Linked DNA regions of Homo sapiens: region 1 is linked to region 2. The links are chromatin contacts, found by Hi-C or POLR2A ChIA-PET in ENCODE. All regions are on one chromosome and are shown on one strand. Each heading gives the region's core, a stretch centred on a gene start or an enhancer-like site at or near the end of the contact. The rest is flanking DNA. Distances are from core to core; before and after follow the strand shown. Region 1 holds the start of FAM221A (family with sequence similarity 221 member A). Region 2 holds the start of SP4 (Sp4 transcription factor).

The links. Hi-C counts contacts between places; a loop is a spot of excess contacts on that map. ChIA-PET counts read pairs that join two places held with the same protein, here RNA polymerase II (POLR2A). Pooled maps may share reads with other maps.
Region 1: a loop to region 2 is called in a map of ascending aorta, with 6 times the contacts of the local background. The contact joins the promoter of FAM221A here to the promoter of SP4 in region 2. A Hi-C loop is called at or near these places in 1 of 168 maps with a recorded cell type or tissue (ascending aorta), 1 of 37 single-sample maps with no recorded cell type and 10 of 50 pooled maps. POLR2A ChIA-PET finds 5 or more read pairs at or near these places in 1 of 52 experiments (activated T-cell).

What each region holds. Positions count from the first base shown.
Region 1 is chr7:23,676,480-23,682,708 of GRCh38, reverse strand. FAM221A (family with sequence similarity 221 member A) reads right to left here and starts at 2,510. Exons shown (of 7, transcript NM_199136.5): 1 at 2,426-2,510. The coding sequence starts at 2,490. RefSeq lists an enhancer at 1,707-1,956 and a silencer at 2,287-2,576.
Region 2 is chr7:21,426,445-21,432,929 of GRCh38, reverse strand. It overlaps SP4 (Sp4 transcription factor), which reads right to left and starts at 4,847. Exons shown (of 6, transcript NM_003112.5): 1 at 4,672-4,847; 2 at 4,138-4,253; 3 at 2,087-3,641. The coding sequence starts at 4,678. RefSeq lists silencers at 4,554-5,143, 5,524-5,913.

The DNA of each region.
Region 1 (6,229 bases), core at 1,261-3,760, 2.3 Mb before region 2:
TCATGCCTGTAATCCCAGGACTTTGGGAGGCGGAAGCAGGAGGATCACTTGAGGTCAGGAGTTCGAGCCCAGCCTGGCCAATATAGCAAAACCCTGTCTCTACCAATAATACAAAAATTAGTATTTTGGTGGGCACCTATAATCCCAACTACTCTGGAAACTGAGGCACTGAGAATCACTTCCACGGAGGCAGAGGTTACAGTGAGCTGAGATAGCGCCACTGCACTCCAGCCTGGGCAGCAGAGCAAGACTCTATCTAAAAAAAAAAATAATAATAATAATAATAATAATAATAAATATATATATACATACACACACACACACACACACACACACATGATAAAGCCAGATGTGGTGGCTCACACCTGTAATACCAGCACTTTGGGAGGCTGAGGTGGGAGGATTGCTTGAGGCCAGGATCTCAAGATGAGCCTGGGCATCCTAGTGAGATCCCATCTCTACAAAAAATTTTAAAATTAGCTGGGTGCGGAGATGCATGCCTGTAGTCCTAGCTAGTTAGGAGGCTGAGAAGAGAGAGTCGCTTCAGCTCAGGAGGTCAAGGTTGCAGTCAGCCATTATAGTGCCACTGCACTCCAGCCTGGGTGACAGAGCGAGACTCTAAATAATAATAATAATAATAGGTCTGCAGTGGGCCTGAGATTCTGCTTTTCTAACAAGCTAACAGGTGATGCCAGGACACTGGTCAGGGCCTCCCACAGTGTGAGTAACAAGGCTGCATGCTTCCCCTCCCAACCGACTCCCACCGAAGTACCTAGGCAAGAGCAAATCCAGGAAAACTCTTCGGAAGGAAAGTTTGTTTCCTTCTAAACTCATATTTTGACTCATCTTCCCACCCCACCTTCCCAGCCCACCTTTTCATATCTAGGTACTCAAGTCCTGTTTTCCCCACTTTTCTAAAATTCTGACGTCAGTAAAGGACCTGATAATCTCTTTCAGAGGGAAGTGTTGCAAGTTATTTACGATTGCAAAAATAATTTCCCAGCCGGGCGCGGTGGCCCAGGCCTGTAATCCCAACACTTTAGGAGGCCGAGGCAGGTGGATAGCTTGAGTCCAGGAGTTCAAGACCAGCCTGGGCAACGTGGTGAAATCCCGTCTCTACAGAAAATACAAAAATTAGCTGGCCGCCTGTAGTCCCAGCTACTCGGGAGGCTGAGGCAGGAGAATCACTTGAACCCAGGAAGCGGAGATTGCGGTGAGCCGAGATCGCGCCACTGCACTCCAGCCTGGGAAAGAGTCAGACCCCGTCTCAATAAAATAAATAACTAAATAATTTCTCAATAAAATAAATAACTACATACATAGGTCTGCCCTAACATGTTCGGAGCTAGGCAAGAGTCAACTGGAGGCCCACAATTCACATATCTAAATATCCAAGTTATCAGTCAACACCAGCTCCAGCAACTTGCTCCCAGGCAAAAGCTCTGGAGAACTGGAGGCTAAAGGAGCCGGCTCTGCTCTGGGAGAGGACGGGATGGTGGTTGTTCTGACCCTGAACCGGGCGTGGGAACTGACCCCATCAAGCTCCTAGCCCTTATTCTTCTGGCTCAGAATATCCAGGCAGTTCTAAGGGTTACCCAAAACTACACAAACAGGGCAGTCAGAGCAGGGGAGAACAGTCAGCTGGGGGGCCGTCTGCGCGCACACCTCTGGGTCATCTGGGCCACCCACGATGCCGCAGAGGAGCCCCTGTCGCTCGCTCCGGCCTCCCTGGCGGAGCCTGGAGCGTCTCCCCTCCGCTTGTACACACACATCCTCCCGCCCCAACTCCGCGTCCTCAGGCGGTCCTCTCCAGGACTTCCCATCCGCCCAGATTCCGGACGATCAAAAACCCCAGGAAGCGGAAAAAGAGCGCGTCGCTGCAGGTGCACCAGCCTCGGTCAGGATCCAGGACAATGAACCGCGTCCTCAGGCCAAAGGAGCGACTCCGTTTCCAGTTTCGGAAGGGGTTTCTCCAGAATACCAAACACCAGTCGGTGCCTTTCTCCTAAAACCAGCACCTCGGGGTGGGGAGCGCGTTCAGAAGTTCACGGTTGACTCAATTACTGGGTTAATTTGATGTATGCTAACTTCTATAGCCCCGAGTACTCGATGTGCCTGTTTTCAATGGCCATTTAAAAAACAGCTGGACCTCTGTATCAATCTAGAGTTAGTCATCCTTCTTGGAAGGGAGCAGAGGGGCCTCTTAAATGTTATTGGAAGACTCATCACTGCATAGAACCGCGTGGCCCTACAATATTTAATTAGGCAAAGACTAAACTGGAATTCATCTAGGCCTCCCCCAACAGCCCAGGCACAGATTCCGGGAACCCCCGCGGACGCCCGCCGGGCCCCTGCTCGCGCCCCCAGCCCAGGGATCCTGGCCCCTCGGAGCGGCGGGGGGGCAGGCCCGGAGCCACAGCCTCACCTCCGGTACTCCAGGTACTCGTCCACCGCCGCCGCGCCGCCGAGAGGCAACGTCAACCGCTCCATTGCCGGTGGGGAAGCCAAAGGCTTCCCTGCGGACCAGCTGACCTCGAAGCCCGACCCGCCCCGTTCCCTCCCGGTACCGCGCCCCCTCCCGCCCGCCTCCTGATTGGCCCGGCCTGAAGCCCGAGGAGGCCGCGCGCGGCAACTGCGCAGGACGCGCGCCCCTACTGGCTGCCGGCGCCAGGCACCAGAACCCGGATCTCCGCAAGCGCAGCCTCGCGCCACATGGAGTGCAGTTTGCCGCCCTCCACAAACCTTGCACCTATTCCCCTCTCCCTTCCCTGGACCGGCGAGTCTTCTTGTAAATTAACAAGTGACAAGGGAGTGCAGTGCCTTGCATATAACAGGCGCATAGAAAATGGCTTATTTCTTTGTACAGCTCTTTTCGCTTAATCCATCTCTTGAAATATAAGTAGTTTTGAGAAGGTTCTGCTTTAGTTTGAGGCCTGCCTCTCCTTAACTGTCGGCCTGTTTCCAGTATTGGCGTTTTCAAAAACTCTGATGTAACAATCAGTAGTCCTGGGTATCTGGGTTCACTTTGGGGGTTGCTAAAGCTACATGTTCTTCAAAGGAACCGAATAACTGATTTAAGGTGAAGCAAGTAAAAACAATTTAGGTGAAGTTTTGTTGTTGTTTTTTAACTTTTGGAAACACTCTGCAAAATATATTTAGAAGCTGAATTACCATGCGATTGGTAATTTGGCCATAATTTGACTTAGCACGTTGTGGAAAAGAATAGGAAATCTTCAGGCGAAGTCATTAAACTCTGAAGCTCCCAGGGGATCAGCTTTAGCGCCCTCTGTAAAGTATCTGGGAGGGAGAATATGCAAACAATAAGAAAAATAATTAAACTTCAGTACAGTACTTTAGTTTCAAAGTACTGTTCTACATATTTCAGGTCCATAAAACATTATGTAAACAAATTGTTTGGGTACCACCCACCTCCCTTCTCGGTACCCTTTCAACAAACCCCACCCTCTCCCCAAAGTCTTCCTCCTGTTCAGAGGCGTTCTTGACAGTCAGATAAATGAGTGATCCTGAAATCGGATTCATATTTTAGGAAACTGATCTCAGCTCAGTATTCTCTCCTATCACACGTGTGGTTTGCTGCTGTCCATTTTACCTCTTCCACCCGACACCTCCCAGATGGGGTCTTGCTCCGTCTCCAAGGCTGGAGTGCAGTGGCGGGATCTCGACTCACTGCAATCTCTGCCTCCTAGGTTCAAGCAATTCTCCTGCCTCAGCCTCCTGAGTAGCTGGGATTACAGGCACTAGCCACCACGCCTGGCTTTTGTGTGTGTGTGTGTGTGTGTATTTTTAGTAGAGACAGGGTTTCACCATGTTGGCCAGGCTGGTCTTGATCTCCTGACCTCGTGATTTGCCCGCCTCAGCCTCCCAAAGTGCTGGGATTACAGGCGTGAGCCACCACGCCCAGCCCCATTCTACCTCTATGAGAGCCTAGTCTTGCTTTTAGGCAGCAACTGAACTAACAAAGAAAAATAGAAGAAAATGCCAGGCTCTGCAGGCTTACAGAAAAGTGGCAGGGGAATGTCTGTGTAGGCAAGTACAATTTAAAAATCTAGAGGGAAATGGTTAAAATAGATTTAGCCCAATTGTGGACTCTTCCAGGAAGATGCTGGAGCAGTAAACTCTTCTGGCCAAAGAAGTCAACAAAAATATTGAGCGTGACGAATAAGAGTATGGAACAAACTAGAAAATGTTATCCTGACCTTACATAAAGCTGACAGATTTGCAAATTAAAATACTGTATATGGTACTCACCTCTGCTTTAATAAAAAGGTATAATCAAACTATAACTTCCTCCCAATGTGTAGCTAAATTGATCTAGGAAGTAGGGTGGACAGAGGAACATGTAAATTGCCTAGGCAAGTGTTAGGCATTTTATTTATTCAATCCTCATGAAAGTTTATGAGATAGGATTTGCCAGCATTTTGCTGTGATGTATAGGTTAAGAATGCTTTCTTCTGAAAATAACAGAATAATTCAACTAACAGTGGCTTAATTAAACATAAATTTTATTTTTTATTGCTTTAAAGAAGAGTGGGGGTAGGTAGTTGCTCACATTGGTTTAGAGCATTTTCCTCATGGTTGCAAGAGCTGTTACAACTCCAGAAATCATACCCAAATTCAAGAAAGGAAAAAGGAGGGCCACCAACATCATTTGTTTCTTTTATCAAAGAGTTTTCCTAGAGGCCTCTGCAAAAAAATTTTCATTTATGTCTCACATGGCCACACCTTGGTATAGAGAAAACTGGGAAAGCCAATCCAGTACTTAGTTTTCCAGGCTCTATGATGGCAATTGTCAAGGAGAGGGTTAGAAATGTGTGTTGGGGCAGGGCACGGTGGCTCATGTCTGTAATCCCAGCACTTTGGGAGGCCAAGGCAGGTGGGTCACCTGAGGTCAGGAGTACATGACCAGCCTGGCCAACATGGTGAAACACCATCTCCACTAAAAATACAAAAATTAGCCAGGTGTGGTGGCTCATGCCTGTAATTCCCGCTACTGGGGTGGCTGAGGCAGGAGAATTGCTTGAACCCAGGAGGCAGAGGTTCCAGTGAGCTGAGATGGCGCCATTGCACTCCAGCCTGGGTGATAAGAGTGAAACTCCATCTCAAAAAAAAGAAAAAAAGAAATGTGTGTTGGGTTAAAAATGTGTTTAGTTCACCAAGAAACATGGTTGGTGACAGCTTATCCTTAAACTGATTAATATCCATGCATGCCCTTCTTCCCATGCAGGCATTGCACACTAAAGGCATTCATCAGACCTCTAAGTAAGGCAGTCCCAAAATCTCAACCAGCTACTGCACCCAGCTTAAAGTCTAAGTCTCTGCAATCTTCTCTCAGTCATTCTTAATCCTGATCAGCCTGATTCTTATTGTCTTAATGGTTTGACAGTTGATAGCTACAAGACAAGAAAGATAATTATTCAGTATGTATCTCCAACAGATAACTTGTTTTTTCGTTTTTTGTTTTTTGGGTTTTTTTTTTTTTTGAGATGGAGTCTCGCTCTGTCACCAGGCTGGAGTGCAGTGGCATGATCTCAGCTCACTGCAGACTCCACCTCCTGAGTTCAAGCGATTCTCCTGCCTCAGCCTCCTGAGTAGCTGGGACTACAGACGCGCACCACCACGCCCAGCTAATTTTTGTATTTTTGGCAGAGACGGGGTTTCACCATGTCGGCCAGGATGGTCTCAATCTCTTGACCTCATGATCTGCCCGCTTCGGTCTCCCAAAGTGTTAGGATTACAGGCATGAGCTACCACGCCCGGCCAATAACTTGTTTTAAAATCCACAATGCCATTATCACACCTAACAAATTAAACAATAATTCCTTGATATCATCTAAGAATACCCAGCCTAGATATCATCTATTAGATATCATCTAATAAACCTAATTTATTAGATGATAATTAGTGTCATCTAATTTTATACTAATTAGAATTCAACCAAGGCCTATACTACCTTTGGTTTATATGCGTTTAATATATTACGAGTCTTTTGTAATTTTAGACAGTTCCCTTTCTCCTATCCCAATTTTTTGTGCCATTAATTTGTTGAAGAATTTGGATCACTTTTCCTGTAGAATATCTTTCTGAATTTGGTTGTTTACAGAAAGACATCACTTACTATGTTCTTTATCCCCTGTATTTCCTGTAAATTTGTACATCAGTCTTGAGACTTGAGTAGGTATTTAGAGTCAGGAGCAGGTCTTCTCAGAAG
Region 2 (6,485 bases), core at 3,598-6,097:
CTGGATCCCCCGGGTACAAGCGATCCTCCTACTTCAGCCTCCCAAGACGCTGAGACCACAGGTGTGCCACCACACCCAGCTAATTTTTTTAAATTTTTTGTAGAGACGGGGTCTCCCTATGTTGCCCAGGCTGGTCTTGAACTAGTGGGCTCAAGCAATCCTCCCACCCTGGCCTCCCAAAGTGTTGGGATTACAGGGATGAGCCACCACACCCAGCCACTTCAGTGAGTTTTACAATCACCTGGAAAGTTTGTTTGAAAGGCAAATCCCTTGACCCCCACAATTCAAAACTTACAGTACCAAAAACTGGATCCTGTGTTTATTTTAATGCACCATTCAAGTTAATCTAAGTTTGGTTGGCCAAAACATTTCTTTACCCTCACAATGGCTAAGGGAAAAACCTCTGGATTGCAAAAGTTATCAACTAGAGAGCAGAAAAATTGATTACTTCTAACCTAAATTATAAGTTAATTCTCTTAATTAATCACAACTCACTAATGCTTAATAAGCAAGATGAAATGGAAGTGAAGTAACTTCTGCTTTGACAATGCAAACTGTCATTCAACCCACCAAAAACACTTTTCTGAAATACTACAATTATTGTCAAAGTTTTTAGCAAAGGAGTAGAAATAAAGCAAGTTAAGGATTGTAATCCAGAGAAACATTTATGTAATTACGCTGTAATAGTTTTAGGAGAAAAAGTACCGCAATGGAAACACTAACTAGATGACTGTCCTTGCCACTAGCCACATGTGGCTACTTAAATTAAAATTAAATAAAATTTAAAATTCAGTTCCTCAGTTGCCCCACACACATTTAACTGCTTAACAGCCACATGTAGCTAGGTAGATAGAAAACATAAACATTTCCAACATCACAGACAGTTCTGCTGGATAGCGCTGGCCTAGAAGCACTGGTATCTAGATAAAAAATATAATCTCGGTTCTCCTGAATCAGAAGGCTTTATCTGGCAATTTACAATTTTACATATATATGCCTACTTCAGGTATTAACCATAAAAGAAGAACCCTAGCGTAATTTTTCTGCAACTTGTTTCAAGAAAGATCATTCAAAAGTGATAAACTTATTTATCCCACATTATCAAAATAGAAATATTTAACTAACAAGGTCTGGAAGTATCAAAGGCACTAAAACACAACGAGGTTTTCATCAAATCAGAATCAATGAAAAGGGTTTAATTACTAGAAAACAAAAGTTATTAGGTACAATAAGACTGGTCCAAAAAAGATTAAAACTACTTCCCAAGTACTTCAGAAGGAGCTATTTATATGCATAACAAATAACAACTGCTTTTACAATAGGTTTAAAAATAACTTTACCACAATTAATTCAAATTAGTGACATTTTACTGTCAACATTTTTCATTGCTTTCCACCAACCTTACATTAAACATCTACAAATCACACAATGACCATGATTTAATTAAATATAATTTTATAAATGAAGGATTATTCATTCAAATCCTGATAGTAGCATAAAAGTAGGCATAAAAGTTAACCAAACAATTTACAACTTAAAATTATCTCTCAACTGCATCAGTATCTAGTTTAAAACCAGTGTAATAAAACACAAAAGCATGGGCGACAAGATGCTGAAGCTTGAGAAATAACTTCCACTAAAAAAAAGTTAGCCTTATTACACCACAGAATTAAAAGTTCAACAGACTCACAATTATATATACCAATTCAGTTTAAAACTACTTTCCCTCAAAGAAGAGATAAATATCATTTCGACTAGGGTTCTTTCTGAAGAGCTGGAATGTACTCAAATAAGACCACTAAATTACAGAAGGCAATTATGATTCTAATCAGAAAGCTCTGTCCCATAAAACAATACTTTTTAAAAAACTAACAAATTTAACACATTATTATAAAATCTACAAAAGTGAACATGTCACATTGATTACTACAGAGCTATGTTTGTTAGTATAATATTGCTATTTCTGGTTCCTTATGATTGTGTGTTTACTTCAGAGGTCTACGTCAAACCTTAGAATTAGGAGAGAAAAGCAATAATTGTTATGAAAAACTATTTAAAAGGTACTTAAAAAGATGTCAGAACTTACCTGCAACACTAGTGATTGTAACGGGAACTCCCTGCACTTGAACACCTGCAGCACCCAGGTTGGCAACGCTCACTGTCTGAAGGTTAGGCACTGATGCAAGCTGGGCAGTATTCAAAGTTATTGGGGCACCAGCAACAGCCACAGGAGCAATCTGAGCAAGAGTTGTGCCACCACTTGAAGACACTGGGGTGATGGTTAATTGTTGGGATAACCCAGCATTCTGAACTTGCAAATTTGAAAGACTCTGAATATTCTGAACCTGTACAGTTTGCCAACTGATTTGCCCTGAAGGTGTTAAAGTTGGAGCCCTGATAAGCACCTGAGTCGGATTTACTGCTTGAAGTTGAACATTCTGTAAAGGCTGCTGCTGGATGGTCTGAATCGTCTGCCCTGACTGGAGTTGAAACGACTGTGGTGGAATAGCCTGAATGATCTGTTGCTGAGGCTGTTGGATCTGGATCTGCTGTAAGATAGGTTGGCCTACAATTTGCACCTGCTGAAGAGAATTTGATTGATCCTGTGCATTCTGCATTCCATTAGGCTGAAGCTGACTGGAGCTCTGGGCTTCAGACTCAGTAGCAGCAGGTGTTTGAGATTCTTCAATGGTGCGTTCAGAACTACTGGCTGATGTGCTTGCATACTGGCCAGTATCTGCTGAGCTCACTAATGTGTCACTGCTTGTCAAAGACGTTGAAGCAGTGGTTGTGCAGGTAGTGGAGGAGGAGGGAGATTCTGGCATAGTACTGGCAGAAGTAGTGGTGTTGGTGGGTGTGGAAACTAATTGATTCCCATTGGAAGTCCCACTATCAGCAGTAGCAGCAGGCTGGCCAACCTGCCCAGTCCCTCCTCCGGCAGCCACGTTGTTTATCACTGGCAAAGCTAGAGTCACTCCTCCAATGTTAATTGGTAGGGTTGTTACAACTTGAGCCTGAGTACCAGGAAGAGTCTGTAACTGCAGTGGTATTGAAACACCAGGTCTAATTTGGACCGGAACTGTCTGATTTGCCAGGTTTTGAGCAAGAATATTCCCAGAAGCTGTCCTGTTAGCAGCTGTGAGTATAGCTTGATTATTACCTGCAGAAATGAGCTGAATTTGACCCTGCAAATCCTGTAGAGATGAACTACTAGTTGGATTGATTTGAATTTGTTGACCTTCCACTGTCTGAAGTTGTGGAATTACTTGGTACTGTACACTACCACTTGGATTTTGTACTTGTATGACTTGAAATTGACCAGGGGTGGAAGAATTACCTGATTTAGTTTTTGTAGGAGATGCACTCCCGTTATTACTGCTGGAAGAACTAGACGAACTAGAGGCTGGTTGAGAAACGTTATTCTCTTTTGAAGCAGGAGGAGTGGAGGCAACAAGTTGCCAAGCGTTTCCAGCAAGTTGCGTTGTTACCAGTTCTAGCTGTTGTGGTTGATTTTGAAGTTGCACCAATCCTTGACTTGGATCTATAATAATTTGTTGTTGTCCAGTTGCTTGATTTTCACCAGGAGTCCCTATTTTGCTGCAAGTAGCTGCCAGTAAAGCCAGAGGAGAGGGCTGAGAGTCCTACCCAAAATGGGACGGTAAAGGAGAGGGGGGGGGGAAAAAAAGTGGGCGGATTTAGTGGAGGCCAGTAGTTGCCAGGGGGTTACTTATTTTGACAGCTCTACATAACAATTTAGGAAGCAGCAGAAATCAAAAAGAAATACGAACAAAAGTAGATAAGAACTATATGAATAAGGAAGCAAGTCCTATAATATCAAGTTTAAATAAAAGGAAATTTCTTTACAACTTTGTAAAGTGTTATGTTCCTAAACTCAAAATGCCCTTGGGAACACACACACCGTTTTCTTATAGTCTGAATTCCTGATGTAATTTTAAACAGCGTTATACCCTCAAAGAGGTGAAAACTTGATGAATTTACAATTTAAGTTCCACACTCTCAGAAAGATGCTTTGAGTGGATAAACATTTTATTCTGTTACTTCTGGACATTCAAAGGGCATAACTCCCTCTCTCTCCTAATGTGTCGTGATGAATTTTTTTAATTTGTTTGCTTTTACCTGGGAGCCTGAGGTTTTGGGTTTTTTATTGTTATTCTCTGGCTCAGAGGTTTTCCCTCCTTCTGTAGCCATCGCCGCTGCCGCTGCCGCCTCCTCCTCCTCCTCCTTCTTCTGATCTGCAACAAACCCCCCCACCACACACACACGACAACAGGTTATTAGGATTATTATTATTCGTCTTCTTCCTCTCCTCTTCTCCCCCCTCCCCCCGAACATTAATCTCCATAAACCCGCGATCCACGCACACCGGCAGGGGGTGGGGGAGAAGGAGGGAAGGGAGGAGGGGGATATCACAAAACGTGGTTTGAAACCCGACCCATCGGCTCCAGAGCAACACCCAGAAGGAGGTTGTTCTCTCTCAGACATTAAGACAAAACACAACCCTCCTTCCCTCCCCGATTCCCTCCCGCCCTCTCCTCCTCCCCTTAAAGCATCTCAGCGGCCCCGGGGGAGGGGGGAGAACCGAGCAGGGTCTGGGGAGGGAGGGAGAGAGGGAGGCGGCGAAGGAGACTGAGGGGGGTGGAGAATACGTACCGCTCATCCCGCATTAACAGGACAAACCCTCAGACGGAGACACTGGGATAGAGGTGGGTGGGGGTGGGGGCGAGGCGGGAGGAGAGGCCGGTCCCGCCCGCCCGCGGTGGCTCGGAGGAGGCTGTAGCTGGCACAGGCTCTGCCTCTTTTTCCGCGAATGGCCGCCGCTGGGCTGTGGCGTAGCAGCTCCTCTCTCCGCCCGAGCCCGGCTGACTCGCCCTTGATTGACAGCGGCGGCGCGCGGCGCGGGCGGCGGCGCGGGTCGGGGGCGGGGCCAGGGCGGTGCGAGCCTGGCCGACTCCCCACCCCCCTCGGCCTCTCTCCGCCGGAGCCTCCGACTCTCCACCCCTTCCCCCAGCGGATTGGCCGCCGACCTGCCGGGGGCCGGGGCGCTGGGGCCGCCTCCTCTCCACCCCCTTTCTCGGGGTTATTCCTTTAGCAGCTCTTCTCCTCCTCCCTGGCTCCTCTGGCGCTCTTTCTCTCGGCGTTCTAGCTCAGGAGCGCTGCCGGTAGGCCCTCCATACAGCCAAACTTGTTGTCTCAGGATATCCCGCCCCCTACTCATTTCCCAGCGCCCTCCACTCAAAAACCCCCTCCAGCAATCCCTCCAATTGCCACTAAAGAAAAAAGTAGGGCCCTTGATCCAGGCAAGCGAGAGCGGCGGACGTGGGCGCGCGCGGACCACCAACAGGTCGGCGCGCTGGGTGAACTGCCCGCTGCCCCCGCGCAGGGAGCATGGCTTTCCTGAGGCGCATCCGGACCCGGGCGCCCTTTTTCCCTGGCTCTGTCTCCATTGGCTGAGCCCAGGGTGACGCGCGCTGAGTGGTGGGAGAAAGGGGGTGGGGCACTACCGCGAAGGCTGTCGGTACTCGTAGTTTCCGGCGGTCGCGGTGCCTTCTTCGAGGCACCGCCTCTCTCCCGCCCCCGACCGAGGCCTGGCTGCCGAGCGGAAAGCTGCCCGAGGGGGCGGTGGCGGCAGGGCGTGGCCGGGGCCGAGTGGGAGTTGAACTGAGCGAGGAGGAGGGGGAATGGGTGTTGTTTGCCTGGGCCTATCCGCCGCGCGGGGCTGCCCAAACCACCTCTGCCGCCGCCTCCTCGGCTCCAAGCCGCTCCCCGCGGGGCGAGCTCACACCCGGAGCGCTCGGCGATTGAGCGGGCGGCGGCGTGGGGAGGCGGGGTTTGCTGTCCTCGGGGTTTGAATGAACCCGGCTTCTTGAAGCAGCGCCCTCGCCTTGCCTTTCTTTGCTCACCTTCCCCTCAGGCCCCCTGCTTTGAGTCCGAGGCCTGTTTTCTCACGGAGAAGGATCTTCCATTTTTATTTGTTGTCTCTCTGGCTGGCAGCTGGTGCAGAGCAGTGACCCGCCTTCTAAGAAGGGTTGCATCGCGTTTTGCCTAAAAGCCTAAGTGGTTGGCGGAGTTCTAAGCCTTATCTGACAAGAGTCTCCGGGCGAAGAAAAGCCCAGCTCCATAAGGGTCAGCCCCGCTTACGGTGTAGCGTAAGCAAGCGTAAGGGCAAGTGGAATTAACATCTGGCTGCACAAAGCATCTTACTGTCAAATGCACTTGAGCAGTGTCCTGCCTCAGCTTTCCTACAAAGTCCTGAAGTCAGGATGATGCCATGGAACGTAATCAGCGCCTGATTAACTGTACCAAAGGTGGAAGTGACCCCACATGTAAATACTGGCCTTGGGAACAAGGCATGCTTACACCCCAGGCTCAAAGCCATTGTCTCACTTCTTACCTGGGCTTCACACTCAGCCTTGGGCATTTTTGTCTCCTGCCTGAGGCCTGACATGTTGCAATGGTGAGGAGGT